3 separate regions of the Homo sapiens genome follow, and all the other regions are linked to region 1. Evidence: chromatin loops called from intact Hi-C (ENCODE). Cell type or tissue: heart left ventricle. All regions are shown on one strand.

Region 1 (4,000 bases):
GAGCACAGTGCCTTTGGGCCAGCCTGGACTCTCAGGGCACAAACAGCCCGACTGGAGGCAAAATATGGGTCCTCCCACTTTTCTGGCCAGGCCAGGGCTGCTGGTGCCCGCGAACGCCCCTGACTACTGCATTGACCCTTACAAGAGGGCGCAGCTTAAGGCCATTCTCTCCCAGATGAACCCCAGCCTGAGCCCGCGGCTGTGCAAGCCCAACACCAAGGAGGTGGGCGTGCAGGTGAGCCCGCGGGTGGACAAGGCTGTGCAGTGCTCTCTGGGGCCTCGCACCCTCAGCAGCTGCTCCCCCTGGGACGGCAGAGACCCCCAGGAGCCCCTGCCAGCCTGTGGGGTCACTTCGCCCGCCACCGGCCGCAGGGGCTTGATCCGCCTGCGGAGAGATGGGGACGAAGCGGAGAGCAAGGCGCTCCCGGGCCCTGCGGAGGCCAGCCAGCCGCAGCCACCATCACGGAGGTCAGGAGCTGACAGGCAGGAGGAGCCCGGGCAGCTGGAGGAATCGGGGGAGAAAGACGCCCCGTGCCCTCAGGAGACGAAGAGCAAGCAGGTGCCTGGAGACGCCGCCTCCGAGCCGCTCCGGAGGCCCAACTTCCAGGTAGATCCTCTCTTCCCTCTTCTTAGTCCTCGACCAGCCTCATCCCCTCCCTCCTTTTCCATCTATGGGGGCAATAAGAGCAAAATCTTCTCTCTCTTCTTCCATGTACTTGGTGAAGGAGAGGGAGCTCTGAAAATATGTATATCACGTGGCCTGTATGTTTGGTAAGTTTTGGGTAAAATAGGTGCCAACCCAAACTAAGCCTGTGAAAACCAACAGTCTGGCAACCACTGCTATTGGAGAATTTGGAGACGAAGAAGGGCTTCGAGTCTGTAATACATGAAATCAGACTTTCGTTTTGGGAAGATTGTGCCGGTAGCATTGTGGAAAATGGATTGGAAAAGTACAAACGACAGCAGCAAGAAGAATCCCAGAGTAATCTTTAAGAGAGATGAGAAACTGAATCAATGCCGTAGTCTTGAGAATAGATACAAGTGAGGTTAAAGAAGTCATTTTTTTTTCCTTATACAAAGTCATAAAGAAGGATCTGGCTTTTTTCCCCTTGCATGATGGTAAAGTACTTTTCTTCTTTATTTTCAGTTTTTGGAACCAAAATATGGCTATTTCCACTGTAAAGATTGTAAGACCAGGTGGGAGAGTGCTTACGTGTGGTGCATTTCTGGAACGAACAAGGTAAATAAAAAGAGTAGGAGGTGAGAGGAGGATGGGGTGGGCACGGATGGTAAGCGGGGAAGAATCTGATTCCTGAGGGAGCATGGCTGTCATAGTCCTGTCTTGATCTTGGTGGCATCCCCCGTGCCAGGTGTACAGGAAGTGCTCAGTGAATGAATGGAACTGAATCGGACTGTCCACCTGGGTTTCCGAACCATACTCTGGCGTTATATATGACAAGATGTCAGGTTACTTAGATGAACTTTTGTTCTTGTCTACATTGGAAGTTTTTCTAACCGTTTTTTAGTTGGTATGCTTGGAACAGGTCTGGGCCTTAGCGCTAGGAAATTTCCACTGTTTGTCCACAAGGTGGGGCAATAAGTGAAAAAACTTACTGTAAAGATTTGCCTGTAAGAGACTTAGGCTACGCCTAAAGTTTCTTTTGCCCCCTTCCTAATTTAATTGCCAACATATTAGGACTGGAAAAGGCTTCACATTAAATTCTGCATTTCTGCATTTTCGTGAATCCTGTAGGCTCTGGTCATTAGAGACCCTCGTTTGAGAATGAGAACAGCAGGCTGCCCCTAAGGCTTCCTCTTCTTTTCCTTGCCCTGTGCACCTCGTTTTGCAACAGTCTACGTGGCCCGATGTTATTAACCTCCATAAGCATTTGAGTGTGAACGCCCTGTGCTGTCGCATGTTTAGAAATTGCCTTACTGGCCAAAGGACTGTGGAGAGAGAGGGCAAAAAGGCATTGAGTTCCGGATGAAAACTTGATTTCTCACACTAGCCATTTACTAGAGACCTAGAGAGTGAATAGATTTTTAAAGTTGAAGTTGAATTTACTTCCTTCTCTTGCCAGAAGAAAAATGAGTTTAATTCAAACATTCCAAGGCACTAGGATACAAAGAACAAAACACAGGACTTGTTCTCAAGGAATTTATTTTGATACGAGTGATGGAAACAAAATGTAATTTGGCAATACGTGCAGTAGCATCCTTCTTCATATGGAAGCAGTGCAGAGATAGCACAGGAAGGAGGGTATTAGCTCTGTCTGAGGGAAGACAGCTTGATGTCCAAGCAGGATTTGAAACAATAAATAGGAGGAAGAGTTCACCAAGCAAGGCAGAGAGAAAATGTGCACAGGAAATTGCACAAAGCCTAGAAAGCAGGTGGTATTGATGGGTAACCACAAGTAATTTAAAGTGTAAGCCGGGAAATACTGAAAAATGAAACATGTAAGAGCTAAAAGATAAGGACAAAAAGTATGGCAGCCACTTCCCATTGAGTATCTACTGTGGTACTTGGTGTACATTATTAGGGAGTTCTCAGAACTATGGAAAAAGTAAGTATTAATCGTATTATTCTGGCTGGATGCGGTGGCTCAGGCTTGTAATCCCAGCACTTTGGGAGGCCGAGGTGGGTAGATCATTTAAGGCCAGGAGTTTGAGACCAGCCTGGTCAACATGGCAAAACCCAGTCTCTACTAAAAATACAAAAAATTAGCCGGGTGTGGTGGCGGGCACCTGTAATCCCAGCAACTCAGGAGGCTGAGGCAGGAGAATCGCTTGAACCCAGGAGGCGGGGGTTGCAGTGAGCCGATTTCCCACCATTGCACTCCAGACTGGATTACAAGAGCAAAACTCCATCTCAAAAAAAAAAAAAAATGTATTCCAATTTTATGGGTAAGGAAAATTAGATTCAAAGAAAAAGTGATTAATAAGAACTAGTACACCTTGAAACCCCAAGGGTAGAGGTTGGTAAAAGCAAGATAAAAGGCAAGGCAAGGGTAGAAGTTGGTAAAAGCAAGATGCAATGGATTACTTAAGAACTGGGAGCCTTTGCAGGGTGTGGGTGTGTATAAAAGCTTGTATTAAAAAAAAACATATTTCTCTTTAGGTTTATTTCAAACAACTCTGTTGTAAATGCCAAAAGAGTTTTAACCCTTATCGAGTAGAAGCAATCCAATGTCAGGTGAGCATATGGAACACTTCCATTGTGTCTATGTTTCATTACTAAAATGAAGCCTCTGTGACAAAATGTTAGGATTTGATAGAGTTGGATATTGGTATGTGAGTGTTCTGTATGTTTGAGATGTTACATTTTAGAACAATGAAAGCATAAATTCTAGTTTGCATCTTTTTTGAAGGGAAAGAGGGGAAGATTCACTATTTCAAGTTGCCTTATGGGGTGTGTTTGTTTTTCCTCTGACACCCTGGGCATAGTTAGAATGTAGTAATGTAAAAGGTGACTGCTGTTAATTTTTTACTACATGCCAAATTTTGAGATAGTGCTTTACATGCATTACCTCCTGTCATCTAATCTTTGTGGGAGATGTTATTCCTATTTTATAGATCTGAAAGCTAAGTTCAAAATAACTTTCCCAAGGTTAGATGGATAGTATTAGAGCTCTGACTGGATTCTATGGTGTCTCCAATGTTTAGAAATTCACAGAACTAGGTGAGATCCTTAACTTGCTTTTTGTAATTGATATGTTTTTTAACCTAAGTCCTTAGTTAAAAACATTTCTTCTTTTTCTATAATTAGTAGAAATAAATAGGCCAGGCATGGTGGATCATGCCTGTAATCCCAGCACTTTGGGAGGCCAAGGTGGGTGGATCACAAGGTCAGGAGTTCGAGACCAGCCTGGCCAATATAGTGAAACCCCGTCTCTATTAAAAATACAAAAATTAGGCAGACATGGTGGCAGGTGCCTGTAGTCCCAGCTACTCGGGAGGCTGAGGCAGGAGAATTGCTTGAACCCAGGAGGAGGAGGTTGCA
Region 2 (4,000 bases), 400 kb after region 1:
AAAAATACCTAGATAGGTAGATACATAGCAAAACAGATAAACATAGAGGTGGACAGAAAGTGTTTGGAAGGATAGGCACTAAGGTAATACCAATAAACTGTTGTAGGATTACAATGTTTTTCAAAAAGTATTTTTCTTATATGTATTTTATAATTTTCTACAATACATTTACACTGATCTTGGACTAATAAATAGATAATTACATTAAAAAAGAAATATTTACTGACTTCCCAATGTGCATTGAGCATTAGGACTACAAAGTGGAATCAGGCCATGATTCTACCTTGAGAACCTCAGTCCCTAGAGGGAAACAGACAATTTCCCAGTGTACAGGGCACAGCATCGAAAGATCTGTGGCATCCACCTGGATGCAGCGCTGTGAGAAGGCTGAGGACTTGAACCCTCGCTCTCCCTGAGGCCGCCCAGCCATAGCACTGGACATTACAGCAGCACTCTCATCTGGCTGGACCAGAGCTGGGAAAGGCTGGAACAAATACTGGTCATATTGGGGATGAGGAATGATTTCCCCTCTGAAAGGCTGTTTTTGTTTTTGTTTTCTGGTAAAAGAACACAAAGAAAACAACCAGAAAACCCAAACCAATACACACCACAACATGAAAGACAAAGAAATAACATAAAAACAATGCCCTTTACAATGCGAGATGGGACCTCCCTGTGGAAAGATGAAAAGCAGATGCTTGATATATTGCTGCACATGCATTTGTGTCATCTCTCCCTTTCTGGCCATGGTTATTCTGCTATAATTTGTTTTCTGCTGAATTAGATCCTACCCCATCCTTCAAGCTCAGCTAGTTCCTTCCATTTCGCCAGTCTCCCCTAACCCTTCAGTCACATAGCATCCCCATCCTTTAAACACATAGTATTTTATCTGATACACATTTGCAAATTTCATGTCTGGTATGTGTGATTTATATCTTAGATTACGTAAGTTGTCTTGTGAATTTTTTGTGGTTTTGGGGTTTGATTTTTTGTTTTGAGACAGGGTCTCGCTCTGTCACCCAGGCTGGAGTCTAGCGGCACGATCACTGCTCACTATAGCCTTGAACACATGAACTCAGGCAATCCTCCTGCCTTAGCCTCCCAAGTAGCTAGGACTACAGGCACACACCACCACACCTGGCTGCTTTTAAAATTTTTGTGGAGACAGGGTCCTGTTATGTTGCTTAGGCTGCTCTTGAATTCCTGGCCTCAAGGAACCCTCTTACCTCCTGAAGTGCTGGGATTACAGGCATGAGCCACCACACCCAGCATGTGAATATTTGGTCACTAAGAGCAATTTTAGGCACATACATATTAAGCATTCTATACACACTTTTCAGTAAATTATGTTGAACAAAAATACCTCTGATTTTTAAGACAGCTTAACACTAGAAAATAAACCTTCTAGCTACACTAAAATGGTTGCTTATTATTAATAAATGCCAATTTAATTTTCTAACTTTTTTCAGCACTTCAAATTTTTGCAGCACTGCCACTTTATCCTGATACATTCATATGTTTTATTTTAAATTCAACAGTAGACAAATACTGATCAAATGCCCAAATTCTGTGGTTCTAAAAGTTTAGAAATAATTCACTTCCTCTATTATTCATTTCTAGCAGACTAGAACTACTAAACATTTTAACACACGTGACTGTCTCTTGGGAGAGGACAAAGTCACAATCTAAGAATAATAATGTGTTTTCCTTAAAAAAAAAAAGTCTAAGAGGAGGACTATTGTTAGAATTTCTTTTCTAAAATTCAGCATGGGAATAAAAGACCTGCTTTTGAGAAGATGCTGACTGTAATGATAAATAATAATAAATGTTTGACTCAAATCATAAAGCTATATCGTATAACTTCAAATAAATGTCTTCAAGACAAGGTAGTGTATTATTTTAAAAGCTTTAATTTTTTAATAGCAAAGCTAAGAGAAAAGCAGAGGCACATTATAACATTACTCTAGCGCCCTCTGGTGTCCCACGTGCAGCACACCTTTTTTAGTTCATCATTTGCTGTTTCTATAGCTATTTGCAAAGGAGCATTTTGGGAAACGACTAATGTGTCTGGAGAGGAATGCCTCATTAAAGAAAACCAAATATGTGAATCATACAACATCTTACAACCAAATGATTTGCTAATTATGCCCATACATACTGTTTACCTCACTCTGGGGAGCTGGAGTTGGCATTACGCTTATTAAAGCCACACAGGTAAGCGGAGTTGATTAAACATGAGGGCTTGAAAAGGAAATATCTGTAATACTAGCCAATGTTTGCTTCGTAGAAAATTTCCATGGGAAGCTACAGGTGATGTGATAAAAGCTGGATGTTTAGTGGATACCTATCATTATTAAACCTGTTTTGGTTTAAAAACATTGCAAAATTTAGATGAGTGAAAATTAATTGTCACAAGTGATGTTAGTCTTTGTGGGTCAGAAATGCAAATATGCCCCTTTAAAACGCACACACTTAAAACTGACTCCATATTGAAAAGTCAACTTAACCTGAAATATTAAAATAATAACTGCAACTTGTAAATATTATAAAACAAAGGATAAGAGCATGTAAATTATAAGTAGGCATAAAGGAAAAACAAAAACCCAAATAACTCCACTCTAATATGAGTACCAATCTCTGAAAGAAATATACCCAAATGTTAACAGAGTTTGTATTAAAGTAATAGAATTGTGTCTAACTTTTTACTTATGCTAACTTCACCTATTTCCTTTTGATTCTCTCTTCATCATCTAACCCCAAATCCCAAGTGCTAGAAGCAGCTGTCCTCATTTCTGGCTACTGTTGTCCTGTCTTTTTCATTGTCACAGCTGAGAAATTGACAATTTATGTAATCCAGTTCATCTGCTTAGCAACAGGAAGGGTGGGGCTCAAAACAGAGGAAAACTACCCAGTAGCATTTGCAATTGTGAAATGAGAAAGGAAGAATGGGGAATTGGCTAAAGGTCATGTAAGTTATCTCTGAGGGGCTGAAAAAAGAGATCAAACTATTTTCAATTCTAAATCTCAAAAGGATAAGTCAGAAGAAATGTTCTATATTCTTCTTAGACCTCTATAATTACAGTCTTAAGATTGCCACGTGATTGAAATGCCATAAATAGTGCTTCACTGACAAATAAATACAAAGTTATTTGCTCCTGAATCTCTAAATGTGTCAATTTTGGGCTTGGCCTCCGAAATTGCCTTAGGGAAACAGTGTATCTTAGCTGAGAGTCAGATAATCCCATGCAAATAGGAGTTTCAGCCAGGTGAGAACCCATAATACAGCTACTCTGAGCACGAATCGCACTCCTTGTCCTGCTGTACTTCCCATTTTATCTTGCATCAGTAAAAAGGAGGAAAGAATGGGAAAAGAACTGGAGTATCACTGGAGCAGTTCTTAGTACTCCAAGCTTTCCATCTTTGTCAGAACCTACTTAGAGTTTGGGCTACAGTCTCATCGCATGAATGAGGACCCAGCAGTGGTAAGAGCATAAGGGTCATGTCACCAAGTTGCATTAAACTGCCATGTATCTCATCAGAAATTTATCAGATTTACAGTGCCATCATGTCTCTTCTTTATGGCGGGCTTGATCACAAATTCAGAAGAAAGGAGTTTCACTGAAACGAATCGGCCAAATGATGTGTTTCAGTTTTATTTTCTCGGTTAGTCCTTAGAAATTTGGCTAAATCAGCCAAGACCTCACCATAAAATAAAAGAGAAAATGTCGCTTATTTCCCATTTAACAGATTTTCCTGCTGCTTAAATTGGTTTATTCATTTGTTCAAAATGTGTTTTTTGAGCACCTACTACGTGCAGTGTTCCAAGCACTGAGGTTATTGTGGTGAATAAGACCACAGGACCCCTGCTCTCATAAGCTGATAATATGATTATGTGTGAGCACGCACACACAAACTAAAAAGGAAAAATTAATAGATGCATAAGAAAATGTCGAATAGTACAACAAATACATCACAGAGAATTAAGGCATAGTAACATGAC
Region 3 (4,000 bases), 63 kb after region 1:
TAGCCAGGTTAAAAAAAATGTGAAAATGGACCAAGATTAAATTGAAACCTTAATATTATTTACATATTAAATATAGATGCAGGTGTCACAATGGTAGCAAATAGTATCTCATCCTGAATACTGAAATGATGAAAGGTCAGTGAGGACCATTGTATAAAAAACCCAACTTGGATATGACCTACATAATAGTGCAAGTAAGTTCCATATAAGCACACCAGGTTTATTTCTTTTTTTTTTAATATACTTTAAGTTCTGGGGTACATGTGCAGAATGTGCAGGTTTCTTACACAGGTAGACATGTGCCATGGTGGTCTGCTGCACCCATCAACCTGTCATCTACATTAGGTATTTCTCCTAATGCTATCCCTCCCCTTGTTCCCCACCCCGTGATAGGCCTCGGTGTGTGATGTTCCCCTCCCTGTGTCCATGTATTCTCTTTGTTCAACTCCTACTTATGAGTGAGAACATGCAGTATTTGACACCAGGTTTATTTCTTAGTGAATTTATTCATTCAGCAGAGTTTTGGAAATATTTACTAGTGATCTACTAATGCACCAGATGTTGTACTGAGCCCTGGTTATAAACAGGAACAGAGTACAGTTTCTGCTTTGGGGGTTCATGAGTCATGGGGTAAGAGATGTGAAAGCAAAGTTATTTTATACCTTAGACTTCAATATAAGCCTCCCAAATATTTGTTCATGGACTATCAGGTAAACATGACTACTTCCTGTCCTTTCTTTTCTTCCTGACTCCTTAGCTTGGGTCCCTAGTCTTTTGCTCCTCCCTCTCTCTCCCCTGCCCGCTTCAAGGCAAGAATTTAGTTTTACTTGTTTAAAAAATAGTGTGGACTGGGGAAGCAACTATAAAAGTGGAGTCTATATTCCTGTAAATTTCGGTCATCTGCTGAACTGGCTGTCATTCAGGGAGAAACATTGTGGATATAAAGACATGACCATTGTCAGATAAAGAATGAGTGAAGGTCATGGTTTAAAATGCTTATGATCGTTCCATTTTTAAATACCTCTTTTTAAAATCATTTTTTACATAACTGAGGCTAGTTTCTATTTTTAAAAGCTGCCAACTGAGAGTCCCAGTGAATATGACACTCAATGGGTTCTTTAAAAAGCAAAACCTAATTTAGCCCTTAGAAATCTTCATTTGAAATAACTGTCAAATAAGTCTTCTTTTTTCCAGGCAACTACTTTTGATCTTTGCTACTACAAATTCATGCTAAAGTTCACAGAAATAGTTAACATAGCTAAGTACCTCCGAAATATCGAAGTGGAAGTCCAGGGTTTTCCCAGGTAATTCCTTGGAAGCACTAGTCCACACTCGATGTATTTCTATTTTTGAGAGGTCACTGTGCTGGTATGAAGGTAAAACAAGGCTGGCTGACCGAGAAACTACCAGCTTCAAGATATTCAGAGCTTCTCTCCAGTGAACACTCTGCAGGAAATAAAACATTCAAGGGTTAAAAATAATTTAATTTTTTTAAAGCTAATGTATGTCAGAATGACCAGTGAGAAGCTAGTGACCAGTCAGAATTCACTGACTTAAAACAGCGCAGCAGGTTCCATGAGAAGTAAAAGGCAAATGACATAAAAAGACAATGTATATATAAAAGGAGCTATGTTTAGGAGACAAACAAAAAAGACCAATTTTGTCCATTTCAGCTAAATTAAATTCTTATTAATGAGGTACCATTATGGTAATGAGGCACCTCCTTAATTTGAGGGAAAAAAAAAAGCTCCCAATGCATTTTATGACACTGACTGTTCAGTTCACTCTTTCTTAAAGTTCTCCCCACCCTCCGGTTTCCAGTCTTCTTGGTCCTCCTTCTAGTTCTCTGGCTCCTCCTGCTCCATTTGCTTCCTGGGTACCTTGATCTCTGTCTTCAGCCCTCTTTTCTTCTCACTTCTTGTCTTCCTCATTACTTAACTCAGGAATCTGGAAGCCCTTCTTAACCCTTTCTTTCCCTCCCTCCTGGTAATCTGTTCCCTCCACGGCATTCCTGCTGGCACTGGCTCAGCGGCACCCTCTTGGGCCTTGCCTGGACTATCTCAATGGCCCCTTACTGGTGTCTTGGCTTGCAGCCCTTAAGTGCATCAGATCCAGCTAGAGTGATCTTCCTAGAACTCTTCAGACCAAGCCACTTCCCTGACTAAACTCCTTCACAGACTCCCTCTGGTGGACAGGGTGGAGTCCACACTCTTTGAGCATGGCCTGCAAGGGTCATCTCCCCCAGGCTGCTGCTGGAGTTCCCCAAACTTGGCAAGCCCTCTCAGCCTCTGTGCCTTTACTCATGCTATGCCCTCATCCTTGAATACATTTCCCCTCCTTATTGGCATGTCAAATTCCTACTCTTCATTTAAGACTCAGTTTTACCATCTTCGTTTCTCTGACAACCTCCAATCAGACTGTGTGCCGCTCCCATAAAAATATTAGAAACACAGATAAACAAATTTGATGAAAGTTGTTATTATTATTTTTTGCCTGGACTTTGCAGTCAAAGCACATGAAATAAAACATCTATTAAATTCTGCGCAAGGGAAGCCATGGTTTAAATGTGAAATAAGCTACTATTTGAGTTAAGATAAAAAGTATCAGACGTCGCCCGCAGGCCTAAGACAAAATGGACAGCCTCATTAAACAACAAAATGGGGCACACATTCGTAGAAAGGTGTCAACTGACCACCTGTCTCCTGTGAGTGAAGTGAGAAACTGTTAACTGACTGCCTACCCTATGTGGTGTAAGTATGATGCAGCAACGCCACTTGAAAAATGCTTGGAAGTCACTTTCAGCATCAAATAATTTCTGTAAGTAATTTGGTGAAGTAAAGATGGAAAGGAATGTCTAAAATTTATACGGTATATCTTCATCAATGAGCTTCCAGAGAGAACCTAGCATTTGCCCTTGAATCCTACAAGTTACAAAGTACATTCCAGAGAAGAAATAGACAAATACAATATAGAGAAAAGGATGTCTATGCTCTTGAGCTAGGCGCTCTCTACTTAACCCCATCGTGGCCCTGCACTACTCCCATGGCCTGGAGCCTCCCTGCTTTAGTCTGTGGTCATGTGTTTTAGATTAACTTCCAGGCTCTAGAAACTCGTCCTGGTGTGTTTGAGCTATCTTTCCATCTATCTATATTCCTATCTTCCTATTTATCACTGTTGGCCGGGTTGGAGTGCAGTGGTGTGATCACAGTTCACTGTAACCTCAACCTCCTGGGCTCAAGGGAAACTCTCTCCCCAGCCTCCTAAGTAGCTGGGACTATAGGTGTGCACCACCACACCTTGCTGATTTTTAAAATTTTTTTTATTTTTGTAGAGATGGGGTGTCACTTTGTTGCCCAGGCTGGTCTTGAACTCCTGGCCTCAAGCGATCCTCTTGCCTCAGCCTCCCAAAGTGCTGGGATTACAGGATAAGCCACTGCACCTGGCCTTGATATTTATTTTTATTTTCATTAAAATAAATTGTGTTTCTGGTCTTCTCAGAGTACGGCTTTAAGAATCAATCTGGGCTGGACGTGGTGGCTCATGCCTGTAATCCCAGCACTTTGGGAGGCCGAGGCGGTGGATCACGAGGTCAGGAGTTCGAGACCAGCCTGGCCAATATGGTGAAACCCTGTCTCTACTAAAAATACAAAAATTAGCCGGGCGTGGTGGCACACGCCTGTAGTCCCAGCTACTTGGGAGGTTGAGGCAGAAGGATCGCTTGAACCCGGGAGGTGGAGGTTGCAGTGAGCCGAGATTGTGCCACTGCACTCCAGCCTGGACAGAGCGAGACTCAGTTTTGAAAAAAAAAATCAATCTGTAGCTGTTTGGAGATGTCCAAGTATCCTGCCAGGGAGGCTGCCTGGTACAATAAAACAAAGACACTGGCTTTGGATCCAAATACCAGCTCCAGCCTTTACTAACTGAAATCTTGGAGCCAGTCTCTTGGTTTTAAAAATATACATAAAGACTGTTTATTATGGAAATATTAAAATATACACAG

Evidence for each region. Hi-C counts contacts between places; a loop is a spot of excess contacts. Peaks named below come from ENCODE experiments on the same cell type or tissue, not always from the same donor. Only the 100,000 strongest peaks of a DNase experiment are listed, where the experiment ranks them.
Region 2: a loop joins it to region 1, with 14 times the contacts of the local background. A loop is called at or near these places in 81 of 110 quality-filtered maps.
Region 3: a loop joins it to region 1, with 7 times the contacts of the local background. A loop is called at or near these places in 58 of 110 quality-filtered maps.

What each region holds. Positions count from the first base shown.
Region 1 is chr13:32,307,879-32,311,878 of GRCh38, reverse strand. It overlaps ZAR1L (zygote arrest 1 like), which reads left to right. Exons shown (of 6, transcript NM_001136571.2): 3 at 1-607; 4 at 1,148-1,240; 5 at 3,119-3,193. Among named protein-coding and RNA genes, the nearest start is that of ZAR1L, 5.5 kb to the left of the region's middle. RefSeq lists a silencer at 1,625-1,684. In heart left ventricle, a CTCF peak has its summit at 1,580 (motif pointing right); a DNase peak (open chromatin) is centred at 308; H3K4me3 peaks cover 437 bases.
Region 2 is chr13:31,908,062-31,912,061 of GRCh38, reverse strand. It overlaps the pseudogene EEF1DP3. Among named protein-coding and RNA genes, the nearest start is that of FRY-AS1, 120 kb to the left of the region's middle. In heart left ventricle, a CTCF peak has its summit at 1,985 (motif pointing left); no DNase peak of the experiment used is centred here; H3K27ac peaks cover 1,560 bases.
Region 3 is chr13:32,244,769-32,248,768 of GRCh38, reverse strand. It overlaps FRY (FRY microtubule binding protein), which reads right to left. Exons shown (of 61, transcript NM_023037.3): 48 at 1,267-1,446. Among named protein-coding and RNA genes, the nearest start is that of ZAR1L, 69 kb to the left of the region's middle. In heart left ventricle, a CTCF peak has its summit at 2,189 (motif pointing left); a DNase peak (open chromatin) is centred at 2,208; H3K4me3 peaks cover 219 bases; H3K27ac peaks cover 819 bases.